3 separate regions of the Homo sapiens genome follow, and regions 1 and 2 are each linked to region 3. A link is an interaction called in ENCODE POLR2A ChIA-PET data of the cell type or tissue named here. Cell type or tissue: endothelial cell of umbilical vein. All regions are shown on one strand. Each heading gives the region's core, and the rest is flanking DNA. Links, peaks and the distances in the headings are about the cores only.

The links. ChIA-PET counts read pairs that join two places held together with the same protein. Peaks named below come from ENCODE experiments on the same cell type or tissue, not always from the same donor. Only the 100,000 strongest peaks of a DNase experiment are listed, where the experiment ranks them.
Region 1: POLR2A ChIA-PET joins it to region 3 with 8 read pairs; 3 of 35 experiments call an interaction of 5 or more read pairs at or near these places.
Region 2: POLR2A ChIA-PET joins it to region 3 with 7 read pairs; 4 of 35 experiments call an interaction of 5 or more read pairs at or near these places.

The regions. Positions count from the first base shown.
Region 1 is chr1:11,605,821-11,617,250 of GRCh38, forward strand. It overlaps LINC01647 (long intergenic non-protein coding RNA 1647), which reads left to right and starts at 3,711. Exons shown (of 3, transcript NR_104624.1): 1 at 3,711-4,293; 2 at 6,023-6,158; 3 at 6,970-7,535. In endothelial cell of umbilical vein, for the core only: no CTCF peak of the experiment used is centred there; no DNase peak of the experiment used is centred there.
Region 2 is chr1:11,417,892-11,429,321 of GRCh38, forward strand. It overlaps the pseudogene MTCYBP45. Among named protein-coding and RNA genes, the nearest start is that of DISP3, 56 kb to the right of the region's middle. In endothelial cell of umbilical vein, for the core only: no CTCF peak of the experiment used is centred there; no DNase peak of the experiment used is centred there.
Region 3 is chr1:11,278,907-11,287,857 of GRCh38, forward strand. UBIAD1 (UbiA prenyltransferase domain containing 1) reads left to right here. Exons shown (of 2, transcript NM_013319.3): 2 at 6,738-8,951. The coding sequence ends at 7,225. It also overlaps the pseudogene UBE2V2P3. Among named protein-coding and RNA genes, the nearest start is that of UBIAD1, 10 kb to the left of the region's middle. In endothelial cell of umbilical vein, for the core only: no CTCF peak of the experiment used is centred there; a DNase peak (open chromatin) is centred at 3,125; H3K27ac peaks cover 695 bases.

The DNA.
Region 1 (11,430 bases), core at 3,563-7,562, 330 kb after region 3:
AAATGACACATTGAAGATACGATCAGCAAAGTCCAGAGAGCAGGAACTCTAAAGTATATGCAACTCAGTTTCTTCACCACGTCAATTGCAAGGACAGAGAGAGAGAGAGAGAAAAAAAAAATATGAAGGGTTAACTTACAGAACAAACAAGGCAAAGGCATAAAATAAAAGAACACTTACCTGCATTAAAAAGCCACCTAATTCTGGAGACGGGCAGAAACCCACAGCGTTCCAAGTAAAAGTGCCATAAAAATAAATTGAAACCTTGCATTTAAAAAATGTATGGGCCAATGGGGAAAATTGGAACACTGACTAGATTTGGATGATATTAACAGAATAAGGTTTATTTCTTAAGTTTGATAAGAGCATCGCGATTATGTTTTGAGGAAGAGCATTTTTTTAGAGATAACGCTAAAATATCAACAGAATAAATGACACGATGTCTGGTTTTTGCTTCAACACGATACATTGGGGAGAGGGGTTCATTATTCGATTGTGTTTCTACTGTCTCTGAAAGTTTTCCATAATAAAAAGTAAAAACAAACAAAATAGGATGGGAGTGAGCGTTCCAGACACAGGCTTCAGAGGCCACTGCCAAGGTCCTGAAGCTGCTGTGAGTCTGACCAGCTCGAGGGTAAGCCAGGCCAGAGCCGCTGAAACCCAGGAGATGACCGGGAGAAAAGCAGACTGAGCTCAGACACAGGAGGGGCCTGCCTTGCAGAGTCTTGGGGCCAGCAGAGGGGCATGGGGTTTGCTCTCATTGCCAGAGGAGCCATTACAGAATTGTGGGAAGGGACATGGTAGAACCTGATCCTGCCTTTAAAAGAGACTTTTGGCTGGGCACGGTGGCTCATGCCTGTAATCCCAGCACTTTGGGAGGTTGAGGTGGGATGGTCGTTTGAGCCCAGGAATTTGAGACCAGCCAGAGCTACATAACAAGACCCCATCTCTATAACAATTTTAAAAATTGGCCAGGCACGGTGGAGCATGCCTGTAGTTTCAGCTATGCAGGAGGATGACTTGAGCCCAGGAGTCCAAGGCTGGAGTGAGCTATGATTGTGCCACTGCACTCCAGCCTAGGTGACAGGGCAAGACCCTGTCTCAAAACAAAACAAAAAAGAACCTTTTGATTAACAGCATGTGGTATGTCCATGCAATGAAATAGTACTCAGCCATCAAAAGAAATGAAGTTCTGATGCACGTTGCAATATGGGCGAACCCTGGAAGCACCATGATAGATGAAAGCAGCCAGTGACTCAAGGCCACATCGTGCGTGACTCCACTTAAATGAAATACCCAGAATTGGCAAATCCACGAAGACAGCAGCTTAGTGGTTGCCAAGGGCTGGGAGAGGGGAGAATGGGACCAAGTGCTAATGGTACAGGGCTTCTTTCTGGGGGGATGGAAATGTTCTGGAATTAGATAGCAGTGATGATCGTACAACATAGTGACTATACTAAAAATGGCTGAAGGGTTCCCTTTAAAATGGTGAATTTTAAGCCGGGCACGGTGGCTCATGCCTGTAATCCCAGCACTTTGGGAAGCCAAAGTGGGTGGATCACCTGAGGTCAGGAGTTTGAGACCAGCCTGACCAACATGGTGAAACCTTGTCTCTGCTAAAAATACAAAAATTAGCCAGGTGTGGTGGCATGTGCCTGTAGTCCCAGCTACTCAGGAGGCTGAGACAGAATTGCTTGAACCCGGGAGATGGAGGTTGCAGTGAGCTGAGATGGAGCTACTGCACTCCTGCCTGGGCGACAGAGCAAGACTCCATCTCCAAAAAAAAAAAAAAAAGGTCAATTTTATGTTATAGGAACTATGTTTCAATAAAAACATTTTTTTTTAGGCCAGGTGCAGTGGCTCACGCTTGTAATCCCAGTACTTTGGGAGGCTGAGGTGGGTGGATCACTTGAGGTCAGGCCTTCAAGACCAGCCTGGCCAACATGATGAAACCTCGTCTCTACTAAAAATACAAAAATTAGACTGGCATGGTGGTGGGCACCTAGCTACTCGGGAGGCGGAGGCAGGAGAATCGCTTGAACCCGGGCAGTGGAGGTTGCAGTGAGCTGAGATCACGCCATTGCACTCCACCCTGGGTGAAAGAGTGAGACTCCGTCTCAAAACAAACAAAATAAACAAAAAACAAGCTTTTTTTTTTTTTGTTTTTTTTAGTGGATGCATGGAAAGGATCCTTTTGGCTGCTCCATGGGGAATCAGCAACTAACTAGCCAGGAGCCTGGAATCATGAAGCACAGCAGAAAGTGCCATGGGCACCCGTGCAAAAGACCAAGCAGCAGTGATGGGAAGCACCCAGTCAGCTCCCCCACGGGGCTTCATGGAGAGGAGGGAAAGAAGGAACAGGGAGGACCCCAGGCCTGAGCCTGTGGGTGGAAGTTGCCACTACTGGTCAAGAGGGAGCAGACTAGGCTTGGGCCGGAACAGCTTCTGCTTCACGTTTGTTAGATTCCACGTGTTGGGGTGGTCATTAGGGCGGTTCTCCTCCAGGCACTTGTAAGCTAGAGGGATGTGCAAGCGGGGTGGAGCAGGTATTTGATTGCTGATCCCAGAGGTGCTGGAACTAGCCGCACCAGGGTGGCCAACAACATTCAAGGTAGTGGCTGCCCCACCAGCCTGAGTCCTGGATGGAGAAGACACAAGCAAAGCCCCCTGTGGCTCAGGACAGCTGTCAGCAGGTGAGGAACACGCCTTTGTTGTTGCGAGCCCCTGCAATCTCAAGGTGGTTGTGGTTGTGAGAGGTGACAGCGTGCTGGCAGTCCTCACAGCCCTCGCTCGCTTGCTCTCGGCGCCTCCTCTGCCTGGATTCCCACTTTGGCGGCACTTGAGGAGCCCTTCAGCCCACCGCTGCACTGTGGGAGCCCCTTTCTGGGCTGGCCAAGGCCGGAGCCGGCTCCCTCAGCTTGCAGGGAGGTGTGGAAGGAGAGGCGCGAGCGAGAACCCGGGCTGCGCGTGGCGCTTGCGGGCCAGCTGGAGTTCCGGGTGGGCATGGGCTTGGCGGGCCCCGCACTCGGAGCAGCAGGCCGGCCCTGCCGGCCCCGGGCAATGAGGGGCTTAGCACCCGGGCCAGCGGCTGTGGAGGGTGTACTGGGTCCCCCAGCAGTGCCAGCCCACCGTGGGGCAGGGCTCGGGACCTGCAGCCCTCCATGCCTGAGCCTTCCCCCACCTCCGTGGGTTCCTGTGCAGCCCGAGCCTCCCCCACGAGCGCCGCCCCCTGCTCCATGGCGCCCAGTCCCATCGACCACCCAAGGGCTGAGGAGTGCGAGCGCATGGTGCGGGACTGGCAGGCAGCTCCACCTGCAGCCCCGGTGTGGGACCCACTGGGTGTAGCCAGCTGGGCTCCTGAGTCTGGTGGGGAGGAGGAGAACCTTTATGTCTAGCTCAGGGATTGTAAATACACCAATCAGCATCCTGTGTCTAGCTCAGGGTTTGTGAATGCACCGATCGACACTCTGTATCTAGCTACTCTGGTGGGGCCTTGGAGAACCTTTGTGTGGACACTCTGTATCTAGCTAATCTGGTGGGGACGTGGAGAACCTTTATGTCTAGCTCAGGGATTGTAAATGCACCAATCAGTGCCCTGTCAAAACAGACCACTCGGCTCTACCAATCAGCAGGATGTGGGTGGGGCCAGATAAGAGAATAAAAGCAGGCTGCCCGAGCCAGCAGTGGCAACCCGCTCGGGTCCCCTTCCACACTGTGGAAGCTTTGTTCTTTTGCTCTTTGTAATAAATCTTGCTACTGCTTACTTTTTGGGTCCACACTGGTTTTATGAGCTGTAACACTCACCACGAAGGTCTGCAGGTTCACTCCTGAGCCAGCGAGACCACGAGCCCACCGGGAGGAACGAACAACTCCAGACGTGCTGCCTTAAGAGCTGTAACACTCACCGTGAAGGTCTGCAGCTTCACTCCTGAACCAGCGAGGCCACGAACCCACCAGAAGGAAGAAACTCCGAACACATCTGAACATCAGAAGGAACAAACTCCAGACGCGCCACCTTAAGAGCTGTAACATTCACCGCAAGGGTCCGCGGCTTCATTCTTGAAGTCAGTGAGACCAAAAACCCACCAGTTGCGGACACAGTTGTTGTCACAGCCCGGCCTGCCCCAACCTGCCTCAGAGGAAGCATCGGAGACACTCCACCAGCTTCTCCCATGGCTTCCCTCATCCTGGGGCCAAGGCAGCATCTGGTACAGAGCTGAGGCAGGGGAGAGATATCCTTGGAGCCAACATCCATGTGTTTAACCTGGATCCTCTGTGCCTGAGCAACTCAGGGTGGGTACATAGGAGAGGGCCAAAAAGTGTGGCCTGCAGTCAAGCAGGGGGGTACCAGAGCAGACTCGGGGAAAGGGGATTGAAATCAGTTGGAAAAGTTAAAGCAATTTAAGGAAAAGCAAATATCAGGGCTTAATCAAGTGCTAAATTGAATATAATCCACTGCCACAGAGGGTTGACAGCTGTGGACACAGCCAGTCCAAGCGGGTGAACAGCAGGGAGGCCTGGGCGCTCAGGAAGGTAGCCCTGTGTGTTTCAGGGCACAGGAAACGCAGCAGCGTAGGGCAAAGGCACTGATGGGAGGACCTGAGGGACCCAGGAGGGAGCAGGACACCCTTGAAAGAGCTACCCAGGTTCCCTGGGGTCTTTTGTGAGCCTGGTCCCTGCAGGGACCCCCAGGAAGATGAATCCATTGTTCTAGCGTTTTCACCCCTGTGCCTCCTCATCTTTGGGGTAAGACCTTGGCTCTAGAAGGCCCCTGTCACGATGCACACTTCCTACCAAGAGGGAGAGTGTGCAGGCAATAGATTAGCTGCCCCCCCAACACCCCCAAGAGACCGGAACCCTGAAGAACCTGGGGTGACGGGCACCACTGTGAGGGGCATGTTGCCACCACAGACCAAACATAAGCCTGCGCCTCCAGCCCAAAGGAGACCTGCGTTCTAGGCACCAGCCCCTCCGCACTCCCACTCCTAACCCTCACTCCCACTCTCCTCCTCACTCCCACCCTCTCCTCCCATGGCTGTTTGAAGTCAGTCACACACAGGCCAAAGCCACTTTGAGAATCATACTGTGTGTGACTTATACCCTCTCATGACCCACCCTTGAGGCTCTACTACTGGGAAATCAGCCAGGTCCCTGACCCAGCAGCTCTGAAGACCAGGGAGGGAGGAGGCACCTGGCCGGTTATTGGGCATTTAACAGCAGTGCTTGGCACAGGGATGGCCTGGGAGGCTCTGCCTTCCTGAGGAACAGAAGAGACCCAATCCTAGCCCTGGGCTCTGACCCTCCAGTGGAAATTGTTGCCAAGAGAAAATCTCAACCCATCACTTCCTAGCTGCAAGATGCTGGGAAAATTACTGCATCTTTCTGAAGCTCAGTGTTTCTATCTAAAAAATGGGGATTAAAAAATACATATAAGCACCTAAAGAGGAGAATCCACGTCAAGTGTTTGGAATACTGCCTGGCACATCATGAGTCTTCGTTGCATGTTGTTGTTATTGCTGCTGCTATTATTAAAGCCTAGGAGAAGCTGGCCTCTCCTCTCGCCAGACTCTGCCTGGATAACTTCATAGCAGCTTCTGGCTGGAGGAAGCTGACTGTTTGGAAACAGACAGAGACAGGTTCAATCCCAGCGACACTATTACTAATTAAATGACCTTGAATGACCTTGGGGAAGTTGCTTAAATTCTCCATGCCTCAGTTCCCCATTTATGAAATCAGCATAGTAACGGTACCTATCTTCCAGAATTACCTGGCTCAAAGGAAGTGTTGACTGTTGAATTAAATGAATAAAGAAATGAATGCTGGTATGCCAGTCAGGGGCTTTTGGTCACGAGCCACAAAAGCCCAACCAAGCTAGTTCAAGGGGAAGGGCATCTAGCAGCTCTGGTAATGGAAAAGGCCAGGTGTGATAGCACTGGCTTCAGACACAGCTGAATCCAGGGACTAAAGCCTATCCTTTGACCTCTTAGTGCTCTCTCTCTGTCTCTGTCTCTTCTGCACACAGCTTCTTCCATGTGGCAGGGGCGGGGTGAGGCCACAGACAGCTCCAGCTCACATCAACCCAGCTAATGGCTTCACAGGAAAGAGGGAAGCAAAATCCCAGAGAAGTCTGATTGGCCCGGCCTGGATCTCATGGCTGTGTAAGTAGGGAGGGCTGCAGGGATGCAACCGTCCCCACAGCCAAATGGAGTGACGGGGGGATGTCTCTCCAGGGGACGGGGTTCTGTTACCAGAAGGGGAAGAAATGAGACTGGGCAGGTACAAACGGTATGGCTATATCAGGGGTTCCCAGCAGAGGGCCTGGGCAGCTAGCCAGGGTGGGGCCACAGCCTGTGAGCACAGAGGAGAGAGAAGAAGACAGGGGAAGGAAGTAGAGGGGGAATAAGGGAAAGGGGTAGGGCCTGGACCACCTGGGCTAAACCTCTGAGCTAAGCATCTATATGGGCCCCCAAAACACACACATCCACTGTGTAACAACCACCCTGTTTGTGTGAAGCCAACCCCACGATAGCCCCAAACCCTCCTGCCAAGAGGTAACCCATGCCCCTCGCCACAGCAATTGGTTTAGATAGTGAGCTGATCAGTTTGTGTCATTCCTCTGGCCATACATCTTGGCTCTGAAGTAGGGGGGCCAGTCAGCCCTCCTTCAGGCTGAGGACTTTTGCTGGGATTCTAGGACACAGACATCTCTCTCCTTTTGGACTAGGAGGTACGGCTGGAACTATGCAGCCTTTCTGCCACCATGAGGGAAGCCCTCTTCTAACCAAAACTAACATCAGAAATAGAAAAGACTGGAGAGATAGGAAAATAATTGGGCCTTGTTGATACCAGCTGCTGAGTCAAATAACCCTGGAGACTGCCTTAGCCCTGTACTCCCAGTAACACCTGCTGATAAAGCCCTGGTGTGGCTGAAGCCACTTTGAGCTGAGTTTTTCTATTACATTTTTGCAGGGGCAATGGAAAAGCTGAGGGAACTGGAGAACAGCTGCTGTCCTCTCCCTGCGCACATCTGTTCTGCCTCATGCCAAAGGGAGACAATGGCTAAAGGGGGCCTGTACTGGTCAGGCCCTGCAGAGAAACAGAACACACAGGTTGTGTATGCATGTATAGGTAGGTAGGGAGACAGAGAGTGGGGAGAGAGAGAGGTTCGAGAAATTGGCTCATGTGATTACAGAGGCTGGCAAGTCCAAAATTTGCAGGGTGGGTGATACGGTTTGGCTGTGTCCCCCCACCAAATCTCATCTTGAATTGTAGCTCCTGTAATTCCCACATGTCATGGGAGGGACCCCATGGGAGGTAATTGACTCATGGGGCTGAGTCTTTCCCATGCTGTTCTCATGATAGTGAATAAGTCTCAGGAGATCTGATGGTTTTATAAAAGGGAGTTCCCTGCCCAAGCTCCCTCTTGCCTGCTGCCATGGAAGACGTGCCTTTGCTCCTTTGCCTTCCACCGTGATTGTGAGGCCTCCCCAGCCTCGTGGAACTGTCAGTCCATTAAACCTCTTTTTCTTTATAAATGACCCAGTCTCAGGTATGTTTTTATTAGTAGTGTGAGAACAGACGAATACAGTGGGCCAGCAGGTTGGAGACCCAGAGAAGAGCCGATGCTGCAGCTCGAGTCCCAAGGTTTCTGCTGCAGAATTACCCCTTCCTCAAGGGAGGTCAGGTTTTGTCTTATTCAGGGCTTCAACTGATTGGATGAGGCCCACCCACATTATGGCGGGCCACCTGCTTTCCTCAAAGTCCACTGATTTGAATGTTAAGCTCATCCAAGAACACCTCACAAAAAGATCCAGAATAAGGTTTGGCCACATATCTGGGCACCATGGCCCAGTCAGGCTGACACATCAAATTAACCATCACTGGGTCCCCAGATGCATCTTGTTCGACCTCCTCATGCAGAGATAAAGAAGCAGAGGTCCAGAGAGGCCCAATGGTCTGTCCAAGGTCACAGGGCAATGTAGCAGCAGAGCCTCACTGCCTCCATCCTGACTCCCAGGCCAGGGGTCTCTGGACAGTCCCCTTTCTCCTGTATGGCTCATGGAAACCCAGGGACCAGAGGAGACAGACCAGAACAGGAGCCACAGGCGACAGGCCTGAGTCATTGGCCTGAGAGAACAAATTCAGGTTGGCATGCAATTTGCATACTATTTCCATGTTGTTCCCTAAAGTTCAAAATCTACAGAAATTCCCCAGTTCTGCTTCTTTTCTTATGGCCTCCTGGTTTCAGCTGCATCTGTTTGGAAGGACCCCAGAAGGCACTGGTTCTTTGGGTGGATCACCTGCCCCCTGCCCTCTCCTGACGCTGGCCCTGAGACTGCAAGGGCCACCAGGGCAGGAAGCCCTTTCTTCGACCTGATCCGGGTTCTCCACGGTGTCGACGCACCACTGCCCACGTGGGTGTCGCTTTCAGGTGGTGCACGTGTGGACATTTTTTAATAGTCATGTATTCATTTTTATGTTGCTCTGAATTTATGACTGGGGATGCTGGTTTCCTATTTATGGTGGTGATATAAAGTTTCCCTTTAAATGAAATTTCAGTTTTTTAAAAGTGAGTCAATGAAAATAAAAATAGTAAGTAAATAATAGAACAGGCAGTATGTCGATATGGCCAAAACAGAGATGAAATGACTGAGAGTTTTAGGAATGCTGGACTGATGGAAATGTCTCCTGCTACCATGTCAGCCCAGTGCCCAATTCCACTTGACCTGTCGTCAGTGGAGGGGGTCTTATGTGTTGGGAAGAAGTGCCTTACTAGCTTTGAGACACTGAGGCACCATGGTGTGCCCAGCCACCTTGACCCAGAACCCTGTAGTCCCAGGAAAAGGTCTGGCACTAGTTCTTGCGACCCAGCGTCTATCCACAGAGCATCTCACCAGGACCCTCTTCCTCCCATGCCTCCCAGAAGGGGAGTTGTGTTTCCCCACCTAGACCACCCACCAACATGGAAACAAGCCATTTCTCCATGCATAAAAGCCTGCAATGTAATTAATATCCCCTCCATTTAACCGGACTATAATACTCTCACCGTTAATAAGCTAGCTAAGAGCTCCGCTTGAAATTAATAACTTGTAAATGACCCAAGAGCCCTGGTTTCATACCTTCTTTTTTTAAACAACAACAAAAAAACCGCGCAGAATTTAAATAGAAAAGCAATTTTCATTTATGAGCCAGTATCATTATTCATAGCTGGAGAATTGTAAGGAGTAAAAGTCTCTTCCACTTAATTAGAATCTTGAACATCACAGGAAAAGAGGGGAGCCCATATCTAGCACCAGGGATGAGAAGGCAAGAAGCACAAATCAAAAGCAAAACATCACCCCATGTAGCTGCAGGTCCAAACGGCCACGCAAGGAGCAGGACCCAGCAGCTGTGCATGGAATCCAGCGCTCGCAATCACGTCAGGGCTGAGGCCGGCAGGGGAGGAATATGCAGAGACGCCAGCGTGTCATATCCGTGTCCTCAAGACAGAAGCGATAACGTCTAATCTTAAACTACAAGGGAAGCCGGAAGGGAGAGAGCAGAGATAGTGAATGGAGAAGCAGAGGCGAGATTAGAGGCTCAGGGAGGAAGAGAGAGGATTTGAGGCAGGAGGGGAGAAAGAGGAAAGAACGGTGCGCTTTCTCCCACGCTGATGGCCCAGCCCTGTGGCCCAGCCTGGCCCCACCCTACTCTAGCCACCAGACACTTGGCATATAGGATCTCATTTTTAGCCTCACAGTAATAACCTGCAAGCCTCACAAAATAATCTGTATTTCAGCCAGGCACAGTGGCTCACGCCTGTCATCCCAACACTTTGGGAGGCCGAGGCCGGGGGATCGCTTGAGCCCAGGAGTTCGAGACCAGCCTGAGCAACATGGCGAAACTCCATCTCTACTAAAAATACAAAAAGTTAGTCAGGCATGATGGTGCATGACTAATTTGTAGTCCCAGCTACTTGGGAGGCTGAGGAGGGAGGACTGCTTGAACCTGGGAGGTAGAGGTTACAGTGAGCTGAGACTGCACCACTGTACTCCAGCCTGGGCAATACAGTGAGACCCCCGTCTCAATAATAATAATAACCATCATCATCATCCATATTTTAGTAAAAGTGAGAAGATAGTGCTCAGAGAGATTGATGAACTTGCCCTGGGGTTGCCCAGCCAGTGGGTGACAGAGCTGGGAAGCAAACTCAAGTTTCTTTGACTGCATGCCAGGCAGAGCACCTCGGCCACCAACGCTTTTTGTTTGCATGGCAGATTCTGCTGTGCTCGTTCTCCCCACTGCCCTCTGCTCCCTCAGCATCCTGGTGAAGTAGACATCACAATCACACACCACAGATTTGGAAGCTGAGGCTCAGACTAGCCAAAGGCAAGTCCTGGCCAAGGCCAAGGACTGAAACTGGAACACACACCTTGAGACCAAAGGCCAGAGCTTGCCTCACTCTAGGGCACAAATATCAGGTAAGCTGATGGTTCACCGAAAGCACACCAAATTCTGCTGATCCCCAGGAGGAGGTGTCTGGGCCTGGGGATTTGCAGGTCGCCTGCTCCAGCGGTTCCCTGCCAGACCCCAAGGATCCCCTGTCACCCACAGCCGCCTGGAGGGTTCAGAACCTACCTCCAACCCACCCTGGAAAGTGTGACATGCCTAACCCAGTTCAACTCTATAAATAATAACACCAACAATAGCTGTCCTTTGTAGAGTCCTTCCCATGGGCGGGGCAGCATGCTAAGCCTTCACCTGGAGTAACTCAGCAGACTCACTGGAATGAAGTAGATGCTTTTCTCCTCCTTTTAGAAGAGAGGAAACTGAGGCACAGGGAGGTCAGGCAACAAGGTCACATGGCTGGTCAGCAGCTCAGCCTCCACGGCCTGCCCATAACCCCAAGCAGGTACAGTCCTCACTAATACTAACAGCAACAACAATTGCTAAGTGCCCACTGAGGACCCCCTGAGGGAGGGGCTGTTAGCATCCCCCACTTGATAGGAGAGAAAACTGGGGCACAGAGGGGAGTGGCTGGCCCAGGGTCACACCATTGAGGGCAGAGCTGGGATTTGAATCCAGAAAGGGCAGCCCCGGGACCATGCTTTGAGCCGCCTCTGCTCACGCGGTGGCACGGGGGGGCCCCAGGGCATCCTGTGGTTCTCTCCAGCTGTCCAGCAGAAGCGTTTCTGCCCCATTCTCCCCTCCCTTCCTGAGCTCTTGGTTTGCTACTCATCTGGCCTGATCAGCTGGGGGCCTGCCCTCTGGCACCTGCAAGCTGAGCCCCTCCTCCATCAAAGCTGCCTTCTCCCCCACCCTCACAGCACCCCTCTGTGTGGCCCTCTCTCCCGCAGAGCCCTCTCGACGGACTAAAGCAGACTCAGAAGGTCCAAGCTACAAACCCACTGGACAGGTGGGAGGACAGATGCCCCAAAGAGGATGACCTGA
Region 2 (11,430 bases), core at 3,076-7,075, 140 kb after region 3:
TGTAATCCCAGCTACTCGGGAGGTTGAGGCAGGAGAATCGCTTGAACCCGGGAGGTGGAGGTTGCAGTGAGCCGAGAGGGCATCACTGCATTCCAGCCTGGGCCACAGAGCAAGACTCTGTCTCAAAAAAAAAAAAAAAAAAAAAAAAGAAATAAAAAAAAATCAAGTAGAGTAGATTTAATGTTCTCTGTCTAATAAGGTCACTGTCACTCATCCCACATGCTTCCTTGTAGGGAAGAGGCCGGGGGGCATTATATCTGGGAACAGTGTGGCCTCCAGGGCTGTCTCACTGCCGCAGCAGCCTGAGGGTCATTAGCAGTCAGGGCAATTGTGAGTGATCATGGGGTGTGTGCATTGCAATTTTATAGCTACACTCATTTCCTTTTACATGTTGGATTTTATTAAACTCTGGATGAGCCTGGATGGGGGAATTATTGAACTGCTTATAATGAGGATAGTTAACCCCTCCAGAGCACTTTCGCCCGTTGCAGGTACCATTTTCAGAGCTCTATGTGCATGATGATTGTCTTAATCTTTTTATGAGCCCATGAAGTAGGTTCCATTATTTTCCTCATTTTAGAGAAGAAAATTGAAGCTCAGAGAAGTCAAGAAATGTGCTCAAGGTCACCCAGCTGCTGGGTGGCAGAATAAGGATTTGCACCTCAGTTTATCTGAGTCCAGAGCTTGCTTTTAAAAATTCTTGCAAGACGTACACTGAGTTGCCTCACATTTGCCCATTGACCCACTATCTGTGAGTTGGTCCTGTGCTGGGTGCTCAGGAGCATCAAAAGACAGGTCCTGGGAGCCAGACCTGGGACCCCAGGGCTCCTGCTCCCCCAGAGCCAGGTTGCTATCCGCCTATGTCCTTGTCCCATCCTCTCCCTACTAGAGGACAGTGATTCTTTCCTCTTGCACTCTCTGGCATCATCAATTTTCCCTCTCTCCTGGGTCATTTCCAATGCCATAAGCATGCTATGATTTTTCCCCATCTTAAGAAAATAACCTTCTCTCAACCATGCTCCTCTCCTCTGTGCTACACCATTTCTCTTTCCCTTTACAGGGAAGAGTTCTGACTTGCTGTCTCCAATTCCTTTCCGCCCAGTCTCTCCTGAATCCACCCAATCAGGCTTTACCTGCATTGCTCCATCAAAACTGCCCTTGTCAAGGTCATTGATGCCCTCTTCATCACTCTGTTCCATGCTGGACCCTTGGTCCTCTTTGTCCTTTTCCCATCGGCTGCCTTTGACTCTCGTAATTGTCTCCTCCTTGAACCTGTTCTTCCTGAGGCTTCTAGGACACTGGCTTCTGGCTTCTCCTCCTGTCTCTCTCTGGTTGCTCCCTCTCCGCCCCCCTGCACAACAATCTGACTTTTTTTTTCTTTTTTCTTTTCTTTATTATACTTTAAATTCTAGGGTACATGTGTACAATGTGCAGATTTGATACATACGTATACATGTGCCATGTTGGTGTGCTGCACCCATTAACTCGTCATTTACATTAGGTATATCTCCTAATGCTATCCCTCCCCTAGCCCCCGACCCCCCAACAGGCCCCGGTGTGTGATGTTCCCTGCCCTATGTCCAAGTGTTCTCATTGCTCAATTCCCACCTATAAGTGAGAACATGTGGTGTTTGGTTTTCTGTCCTTGTGATAGTTTGCTGAGAATGATGGTTTCCAGCTTCATCCATGTCCCAGCAAAGGACATGAACTCATCCTTTTTATGGCTGCATAGTATTCCATGGTGTGTATGTGCCACATATTCTTAATCCTTTTATCATTGATGGACATTTGAGTTGCTTCCAAGTCTCTGCTATTGTGAATAGTGCCGCAATAAACATACGTGTGCATGTGTCTTTATAGTAGCATGACTTACAATCCTTTGGGAATATACCCAGTAATGGGATTGCTGGATCAAATGGTATTCCTAGTTCTAGATCCTTGAGGAATCGCCACACTGTCTTCCACAATGGTTGAACTAATTTACACTCCCACCAACAGTGTAAAAGCGTTCCTATTTCTCCACATCCTCTCCAGCATCTGTTGTTTCCTGACTTTTTAATGATCGCCATTCTAACTGGCATGAGATAGTATCTCATTGTGGTTTTGATTTGCATTTCTCTGATGACCAGTGATGAGCATTTTTTCATGTGTCTTTTGGCTGCATAAATGTCTTCTTTTGAGAAGTGTCTGTTCATATCCTTTGCCCACTTTTTGATGGGGTTGTTTTTTCTTGTAAATTTGTTTGAGTTCTTTATAGATTCTGGATATTAGCCCTTTGTCAGATGAGTAGATTGCAAAAATTTTCTCCCATTCTGTATGTTGCCCGTTCACTCTGATAGTTTCTTTTGCCGTGCAGAAGCTCTTTAGTTTAATTGGATCCCCTTTGTCTATTTTGGCTTTTGTTGCCATTGCTTTTGGTGTTTTAGACGTGAAGTCCTTGTCCATGCCTATGTCCTGAATGGTAATGCCTAGGTTTTCTTCTAGGGTTTTTATGGTTTTAGGTCTAATATTTAAGTCTTTAATCCATCTTGAATTAATTTTTGTATAAGGTGTAAGAAAGGGATCCAGTTTCAGCTTTCTACATACGGCTAACCAGTTTTCCCAGCACCATTTATTAAACAGGGAATCCTTTCCTCATTTCTTGTTTTTGTCAGGTTTGTCAAAGATCAGATGGTTAACAACCTGACTTCTAAGTGTTTCGTGCCCTAGGCTCAGTGCTTGGACCTTCTGTTCTCTATCTACACTCACTCCCTAAATAATCTCAGCCAAGCTCATAGCTTCAAACACCATCCAAATGCTGATAATCCCTGAATGCCTGCTTACAGTCCCAGTGTGCCTCCTGAACTCCAGACTTACACCTACAGCTGCCTACACCACATCTCCGCTTGGTGGATTAAAGACATCTCAAACCTGGCATACACAAAACTGAGCTTCTGAGCTTTCCCCCAAACCCTCTCCAACCTCTTCTTCTCCCACCTGGGTATGGCAACTGCATGCTTCCAGTCGCCCAGGCCAAAAGTCGTTCTTGACCCCCCTCAGTACATCATCCTCTGCATCCGATCCACCAGCACATCCTGTCTGCTCTACTTTCTTTCTTTCTTTTTTTTTTTTGAGATGGAGTCTCGCTCTGTCCCCCAGGCTGGAGTGCAGTGGTACGATCTTGGCTCACTGAAAACTCCGCCTCCTGGGTTCAAACAATTCTCCTGCCTCAGCTTTCCAAGTAGCTGGGACTACAGGCGCGTGCCACCATACCCGGCTAATTTTTCTATTTTTAGTAGAGACAGGGTTTCACCCTGTTGGCCAGGCTGGCCTCGAACTCCTGACCTCAGGTGATCCACCCGCCTCGGCCTCCCAAAGTGCTGGGATTCTAGGCGTGAGCCACCCTGCCTGGCCTCTACTTTCAAAATATATCCAGGATCTGGTCAGTTCTTTCCACCTCCAGGTTTACAACCCTCTGACCCTCTGAAGGCAATCACTGCCTAACTGGTCTCTCTGCTTCTGCCCTGGCTCCTTCACTGTATTTTCCATCCAACAGCCAGAGGAATCCTATAAAACATAAATCAAATCATGTGACTTCTCTCCTAAAAACCCTCAAACGGCTTCTCATCTCTCTTAAAATAAAAGCCAGAGTTTTATTACCACCTGTGAGGTTTCATATGATCTAGCCTCTCCCTTTGTCTCTGACTGTGCGGCCTTCCACTTTCCTTATTTGCTCCGCGCCTGCTTCCTTGCCACTCCTCCGACGCCCTAGGCATGCCCCTGCCCCAGGGCCTTGGCACTTGCTGCTCCGCCTGCCTGAGCTATTCTGTTTGCCCAGAAATCTATTCAGCCCCAGTTCCCTCCCTTTCTCAGATCTTTACTCAAATGTCCCTCTTCAGTGAAGCCTTTCCTTGCCTCCTTCTAAAATGTCAACCCCAGACCAGGCGTGGTGGCTCACACCTGTAATCTCAGCACTTTGGGAGGCCGAGGTTGGCAGATCACTTGAGGTCAGGAGTTCGAGACCAGCCTCATCAATATAGTGAAACCCTGTCTCTACTAAAAATATAAAAATTACCTGGGTACGGTGGCACACGCCTGTAATCCCAGCTACTCGGGAGGCTGAGGCAGGAGAATCACTTGAACCCGGGAGGTGGAGGTTGCGGTGAGCCGAGATCCCACCACTGCACTCCAGCCTGGGTGACAGAGTGAGATTCTGTCTCAAAAAAAAAAAGAGTCCCCTGCCTTCCTCACTCCTGCCTCCCACCCCTCTGCCATGCTGTGTTTTGTTCTGTCTCGCACGTTTCACTAACTCAATACACGTTTCATTTATTCGTGAATTTATTTTCTGAGAATCCCACTGGAATGTCAGCGCATGAGAGTGGGGACTGCGAGCTTTTTTTTCATCGCTGTGTCCCAAGTCCACGGTGCACAATGTTCAGCAAATATTTGTTGAATGAATGAGTAAATGAATCCCTTCTCCTGTCCAGCATGAAGAGATCCAAGTTATCTACAGCATCCATGCCACCCAGGGGTGGGAGGCGAGGTGCTGAAGAGCCCCCCAAGACAGCAAGTGGGCCCTGAATGGAAAGGGATTCTCCATTTTCCCAGGGAGAACTCAAATGTCTATTTTCCTGTGCCACTGGAAAACATGGTTATGTATTAGTTTAATTGTGTGTCTATTAAATACCATATATCTAAAATAAGGTGTGCTAATTTAGAAACATGAATTTTTCCATTTAATGCATTTCATGAAATTATTTTGCTCAAACCCCTTTCTGGGGCCTTCCCCACTGGATCTTGGGAGTCAGTAGACCCCTGTTTCTAGGGATCTGAGACTCAGTGCCTTTTGAGTCCTGTGTGTTGCTGTCACTGGGAATTTCAACCCAAGTTACAGCTTCCTGTCCATTTCAGAATAAGAAAGTTATGTTTTCTATTCATCCACTGGGTATGTGTGACACTCGCCTCAGTTGAGACACACACTGCTGGCACGGTGCTCTGTAAATAGGGTGACCATCTGTCCTGGCTTGCCCGGGACTGAGGGGAGTACTGGGACTTTCAGTCCCGAGAAAACCCAAGTTCATCCTTCTGTCCATAGCGGGCTTGTTCCCAGCCACGTCCTTGCAGTTCTGAGGCCACGCACCCAGGAACAGTGAATATACTTGGGTCGATATTCCTTCCCGCATTTTATAAGCTGATCCACCAGGGAACTCCAGAAGGTCTCAAGTTAGCTTTGATTGAGGCTAATGTGTTTTCCTACACAGTGTTACGTGGTCTAAGCTACATAATCGACAAAGGACTCCAAAAAGAGAGGCTTTGTTAGGACCCTAATATAACCCTGTAAACCAAAAATAAAATCCCAAGGTCCCCCACTGACTGAACAGACCCCCTCTTGGCCAAGGGAACCCCAGAAAAACCTTAAAACTGAGTTATTGGCCATGATGGAACAGGAGGTTGGTCATGCCTCATTATACCTCCTTCCCTTATGTGGTTTAGATACTGACCAGCATTAAGGCTAAAATGGAAATGATAAGACTGACAGGACAGACTCTTTGTGGCAATAAGATGCTAAATTATAAATAAGACCTAAAGCCATGCCAGGCAGGGGTTAAATCGTGTACCCCTGCACTTAAAAAATAAACTATAGGGCCGGGTGCGGTGGCTCACGCCTGTAATCCCAGCACTTTGGGAGGCCAAAGTGGGTGGATCACCTGAGCTCAGGAGTTCAAGACCAGCCTGGCCAATGTGGTGAAACTCTGTCTCTACCAAAAATACAAAAATTAGCTGGGCGTGGTGGCAGGCACCTGTAATCCCAGCTACTTGGGAGGCTGAGACAGGAGAATCACTTGAACCCGGGAGGCGGAGGTTCCAGTGAGCTGAGTTCGCACCATTGCACTCCAGCGTGGTCAACAAGAGCAAAACTCCTTCTCAAAAACAAACAAAAACAAATAAACAAAAAACTGTATTCTGACTGCCACAAGGTTTGTTTTTTTTTTTTTTTTTTTTTTTTTACAGCTAAACAAGCACTGGCCTCAAGATAAATACTATTAAGACAATTACAACTCACCCAGCTCACAGACACTAACTAAGCCCCTATTCCTCCAGCCATAACTGCAGCTTTCAAAGGACAAGAGACTGATTACAATAACTTTCTCCTGATAGAAAGACCACCCTCCACGGACCGGTTCTGGCTGGTTTACAGAGGCTGCACACTTGAGAGCCTTCATGTCCTAAAAAGACCTTTCAACATATAGGGCCTAATTATAATACATTTAAATGTTAAGTCTCTACCCCAAAGTGAACATGGGTCATACGTAACATACATGTTTATTCAATATACATGTGTCGGGACCACCTTCATAAATACTCATAGCTCTTCCTGTAACCTGTTAAATATGCATGTTTCGCCAACCCCTTCAGCATAAAGCTTCCACCGGAACCCCTCTGATGGAGTTTGGATATTTGTCCCTGCTCCAATCTTGTGTTGAAATGTAATCTCCAGCATTGGAGCGGGGGCCTGGTGGGAGGTGTTTGGATCATGGGGTTGAATCCTTCATGAATGGCTTGGGCCATCCCCTCGGTGATGAGTGAGCTCTTGCTCTGAGTTCACACATGATCTGGTCATTTAAAAGTGCATGCCCCACTCCCCTGCTCCTGCTTTCACCATGGGACATGCTTGCTCCCGCTTCACCTTCCACCATGAGTCAAAGCTCCTTAAGGCCTCCCGAGAAGCTGAGTGATGTCAGCGCTATGCTTGTACAGCCTGCAGAACCATGGACCAATGAAACCTTGCTTGTTTCTTTATAAATTACCCCGTTTCAGGTATTTCATTATAACAATGTAAGAATGGCCTAATGCACCCTCTCTTTCAAAGTGACTATCAATGGCCTTTATTGGAGGCACCTTCCCAGCCTTTGGGATGACCACCTTGCAGGCTGTTACTCCTTATAGAAAATAAACCCTCCTTTTTAAAATTCATATATATATTTAATTTCACAACCCTATAGCCAGGCCAAGGGCTCAAACCCCTCCTAGTTTATTATAAATAAAGCATGGGAGTCAGGTGCAGTGGCTCATGCCTATAATCCCAGCACTTTGGGAGGCTGAGGCGGGCAGATCACTTGAAGTCAGGAATTTGATACCAGTCTCGCCAACATGGTGAAACCCCGTCTCTACTAAAAATACAAAAATTAGCCAGGCATGGTGGTGCACGCCCATAGTCCCAGCTACTTGGGAGGCTAAGGTGGGAGGATCACCTGAACCCAGGAGAAGGAGGTTGCAGTGAGCCGAGATTATGTCACTGTACTCCAGCCTGGGCGACAGAGTGAGACACCGTCCCCCACCCCACCAAAAAAAAAAAAAAAAGAAAGAAAGAAATAAAGCATGGGATCGCATAGGAAAATAGAAAATATCATTCTGGTTTAACGTTGGTTAAATGTTGGGTGGTGTGTTAAGGGGATTTGCTGGGGGTGTAGCTGTCTGGGTCTCCTGATAGGTCAGGGTGAAAACAGGACTCGGAGGAGTAATCACAGTAGAAGGAGAGTTAAGCCTCAGACATCTTTGCTTGTGTACTATGGATGAAATGCGATTTTGCAGAATCTGATGAGATTCCTGAGGGTTTGTTGGATCCTGTTTCATGGAGAAATAGAAGGTGAACAGCTACTAGGGCAGCGATGATAAAAGGGAAAATGAAGTGGAAGGTGATGAATCATGGAAGGGGGGTTTGTCAACTGAAAATCTGTCCCAGATTCATTCCACCAAGTTAGTACCAGTGCATGGGGAGCTGATCATAGGTTTGTGATTACTGTTGTCCCTCACAAAGATATTTGTCCTCATGATAGGATGTAACCTGTATATGCTGTTGCTATTACTGCCAATAGTAGAATAATACCAATGTTTCAGGTTGGTAGAACCTAGAAAGGTCTAGGACCTGTGCTATAAGCCTCGTCCTACGTGGGTGTATTAGTCCGTTTTCACACTGCTGATAAAGACATACCCAAGACTGGGTAATTTATAAAGAAAAAAAGGATTAATGGACTCACAGTTCCACATGGCTGGGGAGGCCTCACAATCATGGCAGAAGGTGAAAAGGCACGTCTTACACGGCAGCAGATAATAGAGAAAATGAGAATCAAGTGAAAGGGGAAACCCCTTATAAAACCATCAGATCTCATGAGACTTATTCACTACCATGAGAACAGTATGGGGGAAACTGCCCCCATGATTCAATTATCTCCCACTGGGTCTCTCCCACAGCACATAAGAATTATGGGAGCTACAATTCACAATGAGATTTGAGTGGGGACACAGCCAAACCATATCAGTGGGCCTTCTTAGGGTTGTTGTGAGGCTTAAATAGCAGGAGTCCCCTCCCCCAACTCTCACTACCTTCACCACCCCCACCCTTCCAGTGGGACTGAAGAGTAAATTGCTGCTTGTCTTCAGACCCTCCACCTGAGGGGCAAGAATAATAGCAGCTTGATATGGTTTGGATCAGTGTTCCCACCCAAATCTCATGGTGAATTGTAATCCCCAATGTTGGAGGTGGTTTCTGGTGGGAGGTGATTGGATCATGGGGGCGGAGTTCTCATGAATGTTTTAGTACCATCCTGGGTACTGTATAGTGATTTCTCACGAGATCTGGTTGTTTGAAAGTGTGTAGCTTTTAACACATTTCTTTCTCTCTCTTCCTCTTGTTTCTGCCCTGTAAGATGTGCCTACCTCCTTTTGCCTTCCACTATGATTGTAAGTTCCCTGAGGCCTCCCTAGAAGCAGAAGCTGCTATGCTTCCTATACAGCCTGCAGAACCATAAGCCAATTCAGCCTCTTTATAAATTACCCAGATTCAGATATTTCTTCATTCATAGCAGTGCAAGAATGGACTAGTACACAGCTACTCTGTGCCAAGCTGTGAATATGATCTGTGGTCCTTATCATGACTCATTTCCATTTTACAGATGGGAAGACTGAGGCTCCGAGAGGGTAAGGAGTGACTTGACCAAGGCCATGCATCTAGGTGCTATGCATTCGGTGTGGAGCTCAAGTTCAGAGGCTATCCCTCACACCCACCCCACCCCATCCCCATCGCATTGTATGGGTGACTCAGGTCTTGTCTGGGTTTACCCTCCAGCGAAAACAAAGGAAATGGTTTATCCAAGGGTTTGGTCCCCCATTCCTGGTGCCATGGCCCACGACCTGGCCTCAAACCTTTGGCCTTCCTGACCCAGTCCCCAGGGCCCCAGCCCTGGGAGGTGGCTACAGACAAGGTACAGGCAGTGGAGCAAGTGTTTGTGTGTGTGTGTGTGTGTGTGTGTGTGTGTGTGTGTGTGTGTGTGTGTGTTTTAAGTTCATCTTCCAGGGTCCTGTCCCCCAGACCTGAAGCTTTCATTGTGAATACAACACAGAAAATTTAATTAAATTAATTAAGTTATAACTTTCTGCAACCATTTATACCCACAGGGAAATGTGGTCTTCTCTGCTGTGGGAGAGACCCAGGGTGCAGAGCCTGGACCAGCAGACTCAGGGAGGCAGGAACCAGGACCTGGGAACACAGGTGTGCCTTTCCTGCCTGTCTGCAAGCATTTCATGAGCACCTGCTATGTGCAGGGAGGGTGCAGGGTGTTGAGGAAGTTGTGGCCGGCAAAGCACTGATCCCAAGCAGAAAGTGAAGCTGGGGCATTAGGACTTACCCCAGGATACTGTTTTCCATGTCTCTCCCTGCATCTCTTCCTGCTTTACAAATCCTAGCTCTGGCAACACCTCCTCAGGAAGCCCTCCCTGACTGGCCCAGCTCACCCCACCTCTTCCTGTTGTCCCTATCACACAGCTGAGCAATGGGGCAGAGACAGATGGGCTCCTTGAGGGTGGGGGCAGAGTCTCTTTACCCCAGAAGCATGTAGCCCTATGTCTCTGATTTCGACAAATTAGAGAATCAAAGAATGCCCCTGACAGAGGGAAAAACTGAAGGTCAGAGAGGGGCAGTAACTTGCCAGAGGCCACACAGCAGTTTAGTGCAGAACCAGGACTAGAATGCTTCTCTGCCAAGTCCTTTCCCCTAATTATCATAATACCCCACATGTCCTGAGCTTTTTTTTTTTTCTTTAATGCGTCTGGCCCCGTATTAATTACTTAAGACAGATGAACCCATCTAGCTTGTCTCCAACCCCTCAAGGAAGGCACTAATACTATCATCCCATCTCCACTGATAAATGCACTACCTGGGGCCTGGATAAGTGACAGAATGTGCCCGAAGATCCTTCCCTGTCAGTAAATGATGGAGTCAAGATTCCAGCCCAGATGAATCACCTCAAATCCACCCTCTTCACCACTGCATCATATTCAAATCTCACCTGGGGATCCTGATAGGCTTCGGGGGGCTATGAACCACCCGGACTTGTGTATATGTGCATTTTTCAGGGGAGAGAATCTAGAGTTTTTATCAGATTATCAAAAGGGTCTTGGCCGGGTGCGGTTGCTCACACCTGTAATGCCAGCATTTTGGGAGGGCGAGGCTGGTTTGGATCACCTGTGGTCAGGAGTTTAAGGCCAGCCCGGCCAACATAGTGAAACCCTGTCTTTACTAAAAACACAAAAAATTAACTGGGCATGGTGGTGCGCACCTGTAGTCCCAGCTACTCTGGAGGCTGAGGCAGGAGAATCTCTTGAGCTGAGATCACACCACTGCACTCCAACCTGGGTGAAAGAACAAGACTCTGTCTCAGAAAAAAAGGAGGCCTAAAGCTTTCAAAACGATGGCTCACTGCTGTTTATGAAATTAATGAGATGGTTCATTATGAGGATGGAGCTGCAGGTGAGCTTAGTGAGGGTGTGTGTGTCTGTGTGTGCATGTGCGTGTGTGTGTGTACGTTAAGAACAAGCTGGGATGAAGGAGTTGGGGCGGTGTCCACGATCTCCATTTTTATGCCCTGCCCCGTGACATTCCCACCTGATGTGCTCTGCCCCCCAGCAGTAGCCATGGTCATCTCAAGACCCAGCTGGGCCCACGCGTGTGCTCCCCCATGCAGAAGGCTGGACTCACCGCCCGCTTTTATGCCATGTTCCATTTCTCTTCTGCCCATCAGCTGGGCCTCCCCACGGCCCGATCTCCACGGTTGTTTTATGGAAGGTGTCAGCTCCCTGCTCCAGTCTCTGGCCTGATGTGGTTATTAGGAACAGCTACAAGAAGAGACAAAACACAGGCAAGAAGGCGGAGGGCGAGGGTCCCTGAGGCAGCTGCCCAGAACGTGTAAAGCCTCATTCCTTGTGTCACTGGAGCAAACTCTCCGCTCCTGCCATCGCTTCTTATTTAGGACTGCATAATCATTAGGATGCGTATTTGGAAACAATTAAAAATGAGCTGCCAACATGTGGCTAAGTTTGCTCAGGCCACTTTGATAACATTAATCAGGAGAAAGGGGAGAAGGTGGCAGGATAGGGCGCATGTGAATGATCGAG
Region 3 (8,951 bases), core at 902-4,901:
CACACGGGAGCGCAGTGGCGTGATCTCGGCTCACTGCAACCTCTGCTTCCTAGGTTCATGTGATTCTCCTGCCTCAGCTTCCCGAGTAGCTGGGATTACAGGTGCACACCACCACACCCAGCTAATTTTTTGTATTTTTAGTAGAGATGAGGTTTCACTATGTTGGGCAGACTAGTCTCAAACTCCTGACCTCGTGATCTGCCCTCCTTGGCCTCCCAAAGTTCTGGGATTATAGGTGTGAACTGCCATGCCCGGCCTATATTCTCTTTTCATAATTTGTCCTTGGTGGCCCAATAATCATGCCTGTCCACCTTGTAAATGTCATATCTTCATCATCTTTAAGGCCCCAGTTAATCATACCATTGCCTATCAATAGCTGCATAAGCATAACTCAAAGGTTTTGACCTGAGAACTGGAAGATACCATCTGGAGTGATGTCATCATGTGAGAAGGGCAAGGCTGGGGATAGAACAAGTTTTGGGGGAAAAGCAAGCAATTGACTTCGTGGTTTTTTGTTTTGTTTTTTGTTTGTTTTGAGACAGAGTCTCACTCCGTCTCCCAGGCTGGAGTGCAGTGGCATGATCTCGGCTCACTGCAGCCTCTGCCTCCCGGGTTCAAGTGATTCTCAGCCTCCCAAGTAGCTGGGATTACAGGCGTCTGCCACCATGCCTGGCTAATTTTGTATTTTTAGCAGAGACGGTGTTTCACCATGTTGTCCAGACTGGTCTCAAACTCCTGACCTCAGGTGATCCACCCACCTTGGCCTACCAAAGTGCTGGGATTACAGGCATGAGCCACTGCGCCTGGCCAACTTTGGACATCTTAATGTCTATTAAATCTCCTAACAAAGATGTCAAATGGGTAGTTCAAGTTCAGAGAAGCCTGGGCTAGAGATTACATATCTGGGAGTCATTGGTCTATAGATAAAGTTGTAGGACTGGGTGAGGTCATCAAGGGGGAGGGAGTGTTGGTAGAAAAGTCAGTCCTGGTCTGAGCCCTGGGACACTCCCACATTAGAGGTGGGGGAAGAAAAGGCACAGGTAAAGGGGATGTGAGCAAGCATCCAGAGGAGTAAGAGGAAAATCAAAAGGCTGTGGTGGCCTGGCAGCTAATTATAAAAAGTTCAGTGAAGGAAATCAATGAGGTGGTGTAATAGAAAGTACAAGGTGGTGGTGAAGGGAAGAGGCTGTCTTTGTGAAAGTGACGTTCAAACTAGGACTTGAAGACGGAAGGATAAGGAGCTGGCCACGGGGTGGAATTGGAGTCTGATTGTGATGCTGAGTCCTCCAGGGCTGAAGGACCACTAAGTGCAAATGTGGTGGGTGAGAGAGAGTGTGACATTGGCTAGGATCTACTGAAAGGTCTGTGTGAGCCAGAGGGGGCATGAGACACAGTTGGTGAGTTAGGCAGGGTCTCTGTCATGGCGATCTTAACCAGTCCTACTCCCCAACCTCCAGGGCTCAGTCCTTGGGCCTCTTTTCTCTATCTCCATGTACTCCCTTGGTGATGTAGCTCATGGCTTCAGATGCCATCTGTTAAGCTAGTGACTCTTAAACTCCAGACTCATATCCAACTTCTTGCTCAGCAACTTCTCCTAGAACTGTCTCATAAACATCTCAAGCTTAACATGTCTGAGACCAAATTCTGATCTTCTCCCCAAGGAAACCTGCTTCGCCCACAGCTTTTTCCCCATTTTGCTCAATGGCAGCTTCATCCTAGTTCTTCAGGCCAAAAGCTGTGGGCATCGTCCTTGACTCCCACGTCTCACATCCAGTTCATCAGCAAATTCTGTTGACTCTCCTTTCAAAATGCATGTAGGATCTGACCACTTCTTACCGTGTCCAGCCACCACTGTGATCATCTGTCCCTGGATTTTTGCGGCAGGCTCCCAACTGGTCTCTTTACCTCTGTTCTGGTCCCATTCAGGCTGTTCCCACTCAGCCACCAGAGTAATTCTGTTAAAATATAGGGCAGCCCTGTCAGTCCTGCTTAGAACTCTTCAGTGGCTCCCATCTTGCTCAGAGTAAAGGCCAGGGTCTTTACAGTGACTCCCTAGGGCCCTACATTCTTTGCCCACCTTTTGCCCTCCCCCCAGTTCTCTGACCCACCCTCCTCCTTTCTTCCTGCTCATCCTGGGCCAGCCACACTGCCCTTTCTAGTCCAGGAGCATGCACAACCCCTCCTGCCCCTCCCTCAGGTCCTTTGTAGATGCAGCTTCCTCTGTTTGAAATGCTTTTCCTGCTTCTAACCATGTGGTTCACTTTCTCACTTCCTTCACCTATTTGCCCAAATGTCAGCTGCTCAGTGAGGCCTTGCTTTCTACCTTGCTTAAAATTACACACCCACTCCGTGCCCCCACCTGATACTTCCCCTGCTGCTCTTCTCTGCATTAGTTTTCCTCATAGCACATGTTACCTTCTAATGTGCCATATAAAGTACTTAATTGGTTAATTATCTTCCCCCTTCGACTGCGAGCTCCCTCCCTGCAGTCAGGGATTTCTGTCTCTGGTATTAGCTGAACCCCTAGCACCCAGAGCACTGCCTGGCATGTAATATTACTTAGTAAATATCCAGTGAACAAATGGGAAGGCATTGAAATATACTGAGCAGAGTAGTGACATAATCTGGTTTAAGATTTTTTAAACATTGTCTTTTATTGACATATAATTGACACACAGTGAAATGCACAGGTTTTTAGTGTTGCAGCTTGATGAATTTTGATAAATGTATACAGTTGCATAACCCACACCCCGTCATCATCCAGAACACTTCCATCACCCCCAAAAGCTTCCCAGTGCTTCTTGCCTGTCAATCCCACACTCCCTGCCCCCATCCAGAGACAGGAAAAGAACCACTGTTCTGATTCCTCTCACAGAGATTAGTTTTGCCTGTCATATAAATGGAACCTTTCACTATGAACTATGTATGTATGTATGTATGTGTATTTATTTCAGTCTGAGCTCTCGTCTGGCTTCTTTTGCTCAGCGTGATGTTTTTGAGATTCATTGTTTTATTGCGTGTATCAGTAGTTCCTTTTTTTGCTGACTAGCATTCCATTGTAACATACCACAACTTCTTTTTATCCATTCTCCTTTTCAGGGACATTTGGATTGCTTCCATATTTTGGCTATTACGTCTGAACATTCATGTTCAAGTCTTTTTGTGGATATTTGTTTTCATTTTTCTTGGGTAAATGCCCAGGAGTAGAATTGCTGGGTCACAGGGCAGATGATGTTTAATTTTATGAGAAACTGCCAAACTGTTTTCTGAAGTGGTTGTACTTCTTTACACTCCCCCCAGCAAGTGTTCCAGTTGCTCTGCGTCTTGCCAACTTTTTGACTTAAGTCTTAACAGATTCATTCTGGCTGCCGTGTGGAGAACCGGCCCAGTATTTCACTGTGTAAGCTCATTCAGAAAATGGGGTTGGGAGAGGAGGAATGCCTAAAAGGAAATTCCCAGATGGGCCACGTCTCTGAATCAGGTAGAGCACATGAAGCCTTGGGCCATGTATCAAATGCTAGGAAACAGCTTTCTCCCCAAGGGCTCTACTGTTTTCTTGTGTCAGATAACCAGATCTTTTTCCTCCCCAGAGTGGGTTGCTCTTGGTTTTGGGGTGGGGACAGAGATCTCTGCTCAACCTTGCTTACATCACTTTTTTTTTTTTTTTTTTTCAAAAGACAGAGTTTAGCTCTTGTTGACCAGGCTGGAGTACAATGGTGCGACCTCTGCTCACTGCAACCTCTGCCTCCTGGTTCAAGCGATTCTCCTGCCTCAGCCTCCCGAGTAGCTGGGATTACAGGCGTGCACCACCATGCCCGGCTAATTTTTTTTTGTATTTTTAGTAGAGATGGGGTTTCTCCGTGTTGGTCAGGCTGGTCTTGACTTCCTGACCTCAGTTGATCCACCCGCTGTGGCCTCCCAAAGTGCTGGAATTACAGCGTGAGCCACTGTGCCTGGCCTTTTTTTTTCTTGAGACGGAGTTTTGCTCTTGTTGCCCAGGCTGGAGTGCAATGGCACGATCTCGGCTCACCACATCCTCTGCCTCCAGGGTTCAAGCGGTTCTTCTGCCTCAGCCTCCCGAGTAGCTGGGATTACAGACATGCGCCACTACACCCGGCTAATTTTTTGTATTTTTAGTGGAGATGGGGTTTCTCCATGTTGGTCAGGCTGGTCTCGAACCCCTGACCTCAGGTGATCCACCTGCTTCAGCCTCCCAAAGTGCTGGGATTACAGGCGTGAGCCACCATACCTGGCCGCTTACATTGCTTTTTGCCGAGTGATCTAAGGAGGTGTTCTTGGAGACTCCAGCCAAAGGTCAAGGCTGTAGTGCTGTTGCATTTTCTTTCACAGCCAGACCAGTGGCGTCACTTGGGGAGCTGAGAAAACAAGCACAGCAAGAGTGGGCAGCTGTAGAGGAACTGGCTAGGTCTGTGCTGGGAGTATTCCTGCCCAGCATCATCTTTGCGTGGGTGTAGTCCCTTAAATGTGTGAGATATTGGAAGAGACGTCAATTTACTAATTCTGAACTGGAGCTCGTGCTCTGCTTGAGGGAACTTCCTCCTGGAGGGCATGTCCTCATACAACCAAATTATTTATGAAAACATGGCTTGGTATAAAAATTATCCAAATAGAAGGAAAAAAAATATGGCTTGAGGGTGCAGAATTAGCTTGCTGAATGTTGAAGAGTGTCAGTGGCCATGCCTTAATGCCCTTCCCTGGAGATACTTTGTTCTGAAGAACTAAGGGTGTGTATTTAGCACCAAGGGACCCCAGCTGCTGATGTGAAGGTGAACTTGGACTGGATCTTGTTCCTTAGCTCCTGTCATTTTATTTCATTTTGATTCCTGTGGCTAGTGGGAACTTCTGTCATTTTAGACTGGTTAAAATGCCTAACCAGAGCTTTATTTTCTGATCTTGAGTCCACATCTTGTAGCTTGGTTAGAACTGGAGTTTGCTAAGCTTCTGTAGCAATAATTGCATGGGTCACCTCCCTCAGTGGGCAGCTCCACTCATTCCATACTGCTTTACCTGTTTCAGTCTGAGTGGGAGATCTTTCCTGACCTTGATCCCAAATTCCAGGTGCTTGTTACTGTAGCTCTGTCTTCAGTTCAGCCCTTGTGCCAAGTATTGGGGAGTGAGCTGTGACCAAGCCAGACACATGTCCTGCCCTCATGGAACTTACAGTTTAGTGAGAAAGGTGGAGATTAATTAGAAGCATGATGAAGTTTATGAACATGGCAGGCATATTGCCATGGGAGCATATTGCAAGGGGATCAAATGTGGCTTAGGGGTGAGAGGAGGTGGTCCTGGGGAATGGTCTTTAAAGTCTTAAAGGGTGAGTAGAGTTAGCCAGGCCAAGGGAGGGGTGTCTGAAGGCTCTGACGGATTGGAAGAAGTCTGTGTGAAGAGGGGAGGAGAGCTCAAGGTGAGGCAGGAGAGGTAGGGCTGGGCCACAGGTGAGCCAGGTTAAAGATCTGGGACTTTTATCCCCAGGATGAGTGGTTGATAAGGGTTTAAGTGTATGTTGGGGGAGGGGGTGGTCAGATTCCTTTATTTATTTATTTACTAATTTTTTTGAGACAGAGTCTTGCTCTGTCTGCCAGGCTGGAGTGCAGTAGCATGATCTTGGCTTACTGCAACCTCTGCCTCCAAGGCTCAAGCATTTTCCCTGCCTCAGCCTCCCGAGTAGCTGGGATTACAGGCGTGTGCCACACGCTTGGCTAATTTTTGTATTTTTAGTAGAGATGGGGTTTCACCCTGTTGGCCAGGCTGATCTGGAAGTCCTGACCTCAGGTAATCTGCCCGCCTTGGCCTCCCAGAGTGCTGGGATTACAGGTGTGAGCCACTGTGCCCACCCAGCCAGATTCCTATTTTTAAAGGTTCACTCTAACGCCTTTTTAGAGATTAGATTAGGGATGGAGAGGGGGAGGGGTTATGAGAGGGGAAGCTGATAGACCAGTTTGGAGGATGTTGCAGTATCCCAGGCATAAGATGACCATGAGGTAGATTTGGTAAGGGGGATGGAGGGTGGCCCCGGGGATGGAGAGAATGGATAGTTTTGAAGGAAGTGGGTTAGACAGGCTTTGAAGTAGATGAGCAGGACAGAAACAGGAGGTAGGGGTGGTTTAGTTTCAATCTCATAGGAGACAGAGGAGGAAAGCAGCATTATAACTCTCCTGTCCTCGCTGTTTTGCTTATCGCAGGGGTGCAGGTTTAAGGACCCCGAAATTTCACTGAAATTCACTGGCCGTTTTTAAAACCAGAAGATGCCTTGAGATTGTAGGGGAAGGAGGTGGAAAAGTAGAAGGCCAGAGTGGCTATTCTGTGAGGGATTGATCTCACGGGGTCTTGCAGGGGTTGGTGAAGGGTGAAAGATAGCAAAGAACTGGATTCTAAGACCTTTAGATCCTTCCTGGGCTCTCCCATTGAACTAAGAGTATAGTGGGTGCCTAGTGTGCTATGTTGCAGAGCTCTGTTGGGGGACAGTAGGAAGGGAAACTTGGGTATGAACCTGGGAAGAGGGACTTGAGGCCTCACTGGGCATTCTCTCTGCACCTGTGGCATTGGAGAAGAAATCAGAATTTGCTCTGTGGGGTTAAGGGATGAAATGAGTGCCCACCTGCACAGTCTAAGGATTTACCATTTTCAGCCGGAAGTGGCCTGCCTCTTCACTGGTGAACAGTCCCTAAATTTCCAGCCTTGGTCTCACACCAACTCTCTGGATTTTCTGGCCGCAGGAATTGGATTCAAGTACGTGGCTCTGGGAGACCTCATCATCCTCATCACTTTTGGCCCGCTGGCTGTGATGTTCGCCTACGCCATCCAGGTGGGGTCCCTGGCCATCTTCCCACTGGTCTATGCCATCCCCCTCGCCCTCAGCACCGAGGCCATTCTCCATTCCAACAACACCAGGGACATGGAGTCCGACCGGGAGGCTGGTATCGTCACGCTGGCCATCCTCATCGGCCCCACGTTCTCCTACATTCTCTACAACACACTGCTCTTCCTGCCCTACCTGGTCTTCAGCATCCTGGCCACACACTGCACCATCAGCCTGGCACTCCCCCTGCTTACCATTCCCATGGCCTTCTCCCTTGAGAGACAGTTTCGAAGCCAGGCCTTCAACAAACTGCCCCAGAGGACTGCCAAGCTCAACCTCCTGCTGGGACTTTTCTATGTCTTTGGCATCATTCTGGCACCAGCAGGCAGTCTGCCCAAAATTTAAGGGGACAAGTAGCTCCCCCCACGACATGTCTCCCTTTCTTAGAATATATTAAAGTCAGAGTCTCTGAGGAAGGAATGTGATTTGGCAGTCAGGGTACTAAGCATGGGTGGGAACTCCTGCCTTATAAAAATTGTTTTTGTGTTCTTAAAGATAATATGTTGTTTTTCTGTTTTTTGTTTTTTCCATTTTATGGGGAATTTAAAAACCATTCTTGTATCAGAAGGTGAATTAGGCGCATGGTCTTTGTTTTATTAATAATTTCCACTAGAGGGTGTTCTCAGGTCACTTTGCAGTGAAGTGGACTTAGTTCCTCCTTGTTCTGTACAAAATGTCTCCAGACTTTGTAAAGGAGCTGCCCAGTTTGGCCTCCTGTCCCGAAAAGACCCTAATAACTAGGCAGAGTGTTGTCCTGCTTTCTTCGTCTCGTAGGATGTGCTATGATTGGTGCCAGGCCTCACTAACACAGGGGCTACCTGTCTCTTATTCTCAGCACCTGTGTCCTGAGATACGCTGCCTGAGACAGAGAGAGTCCCTCATTAACAGCCTGTGTGGCTGTCAGCTTTTTGCCTAAATTGTGATTCAGATGCTTTTGTTCTCTCTCCTTTCACTTATTGCCACAGTTGAGGAAAAGTGTCAGATTACCCTGCAGCAAGACAAGCCAAGGACTGGGAGGGAAAAAAAAACCACTCTGGAGGCAACTGAGAAAATCACTGCTTTTGGATAGGAATCAGTAGGGTGGCTGTTTTCCCTTTGTTGAATCTACTAGAGTGACAGGAAGGACTCCCAGCCCTTTCAGTAACTATCAGGAGCCCTGAAACGGTAGAGGCACTGCCATCCTTGTGGGATACTCAAAGCCCACAGGGCTTTTCCCTCCCTATTGCATCTTCTGATGCTCCCCACACCTACCCTCCACCTCTCCACCTCTGTGGTGTTCCCATTTGTGTGTTTCCCATCTGTGGAGCCAGACTGAGCAATAGCTTAGCAGCGAGTCAGGGACAGCTGCCACTTTCCACAGAGCCACAGGATGGGCAGAGCAGGGACCCAGGGAATGAATAGCCAGTGGACAAACAGTCTTGAGCTCTGTTCAGCCAGAGTGATGGGCCCTGCCAGTTAAGGGGCTGTGTCTTCATCCTTGAAGACAGATGTGCAATATTGACCCTGCCTCTCCCCAGGGCTTTGTGGAAAGATAGTTGAGGGCTTTAGTGAGATCACACTCAGAGTGGGGCAATTCCAGCATTTATCCTGGCTGCGTTTCATTGCATTGTCTGTGAAGTATAATTTCTGGGCCAGAATTGCTCAGTTGCATTTGATCCAGGACTATAGATTGGAAATGGGTCATCATTGTTTTCTGTTGTGATTATAGCCATTCTAGTAGGCGTTTAAGGTCATGGCCTGCAGAAAATGATGTAAGAACTAGTTCTTAATCTTTCAGATCAAGCTAATGATGATATGGAACCTTGAGTTCGAATTGATTGGTTTACTTGGAAAAAAACATGTTTGAAAATTGCAAAAGTTCCGCCGGGCGCGGTGGCTCATGCCTGTAATCCCAGCACTTTGGGAGGCCGAGACGGGCGGATCACGAGGTCAGGAGATCGAGACCATCTTGGCTAACACGGTGAAACCCCGTTTCTACTAAAAATACAAAAAATTAGCCAGGCGTGTTGGCGGGCGCCTGTAGTCCCAGCTACCTGGGCGGCTGAGGCAGGAGCATGGCGTGAACCCAGGA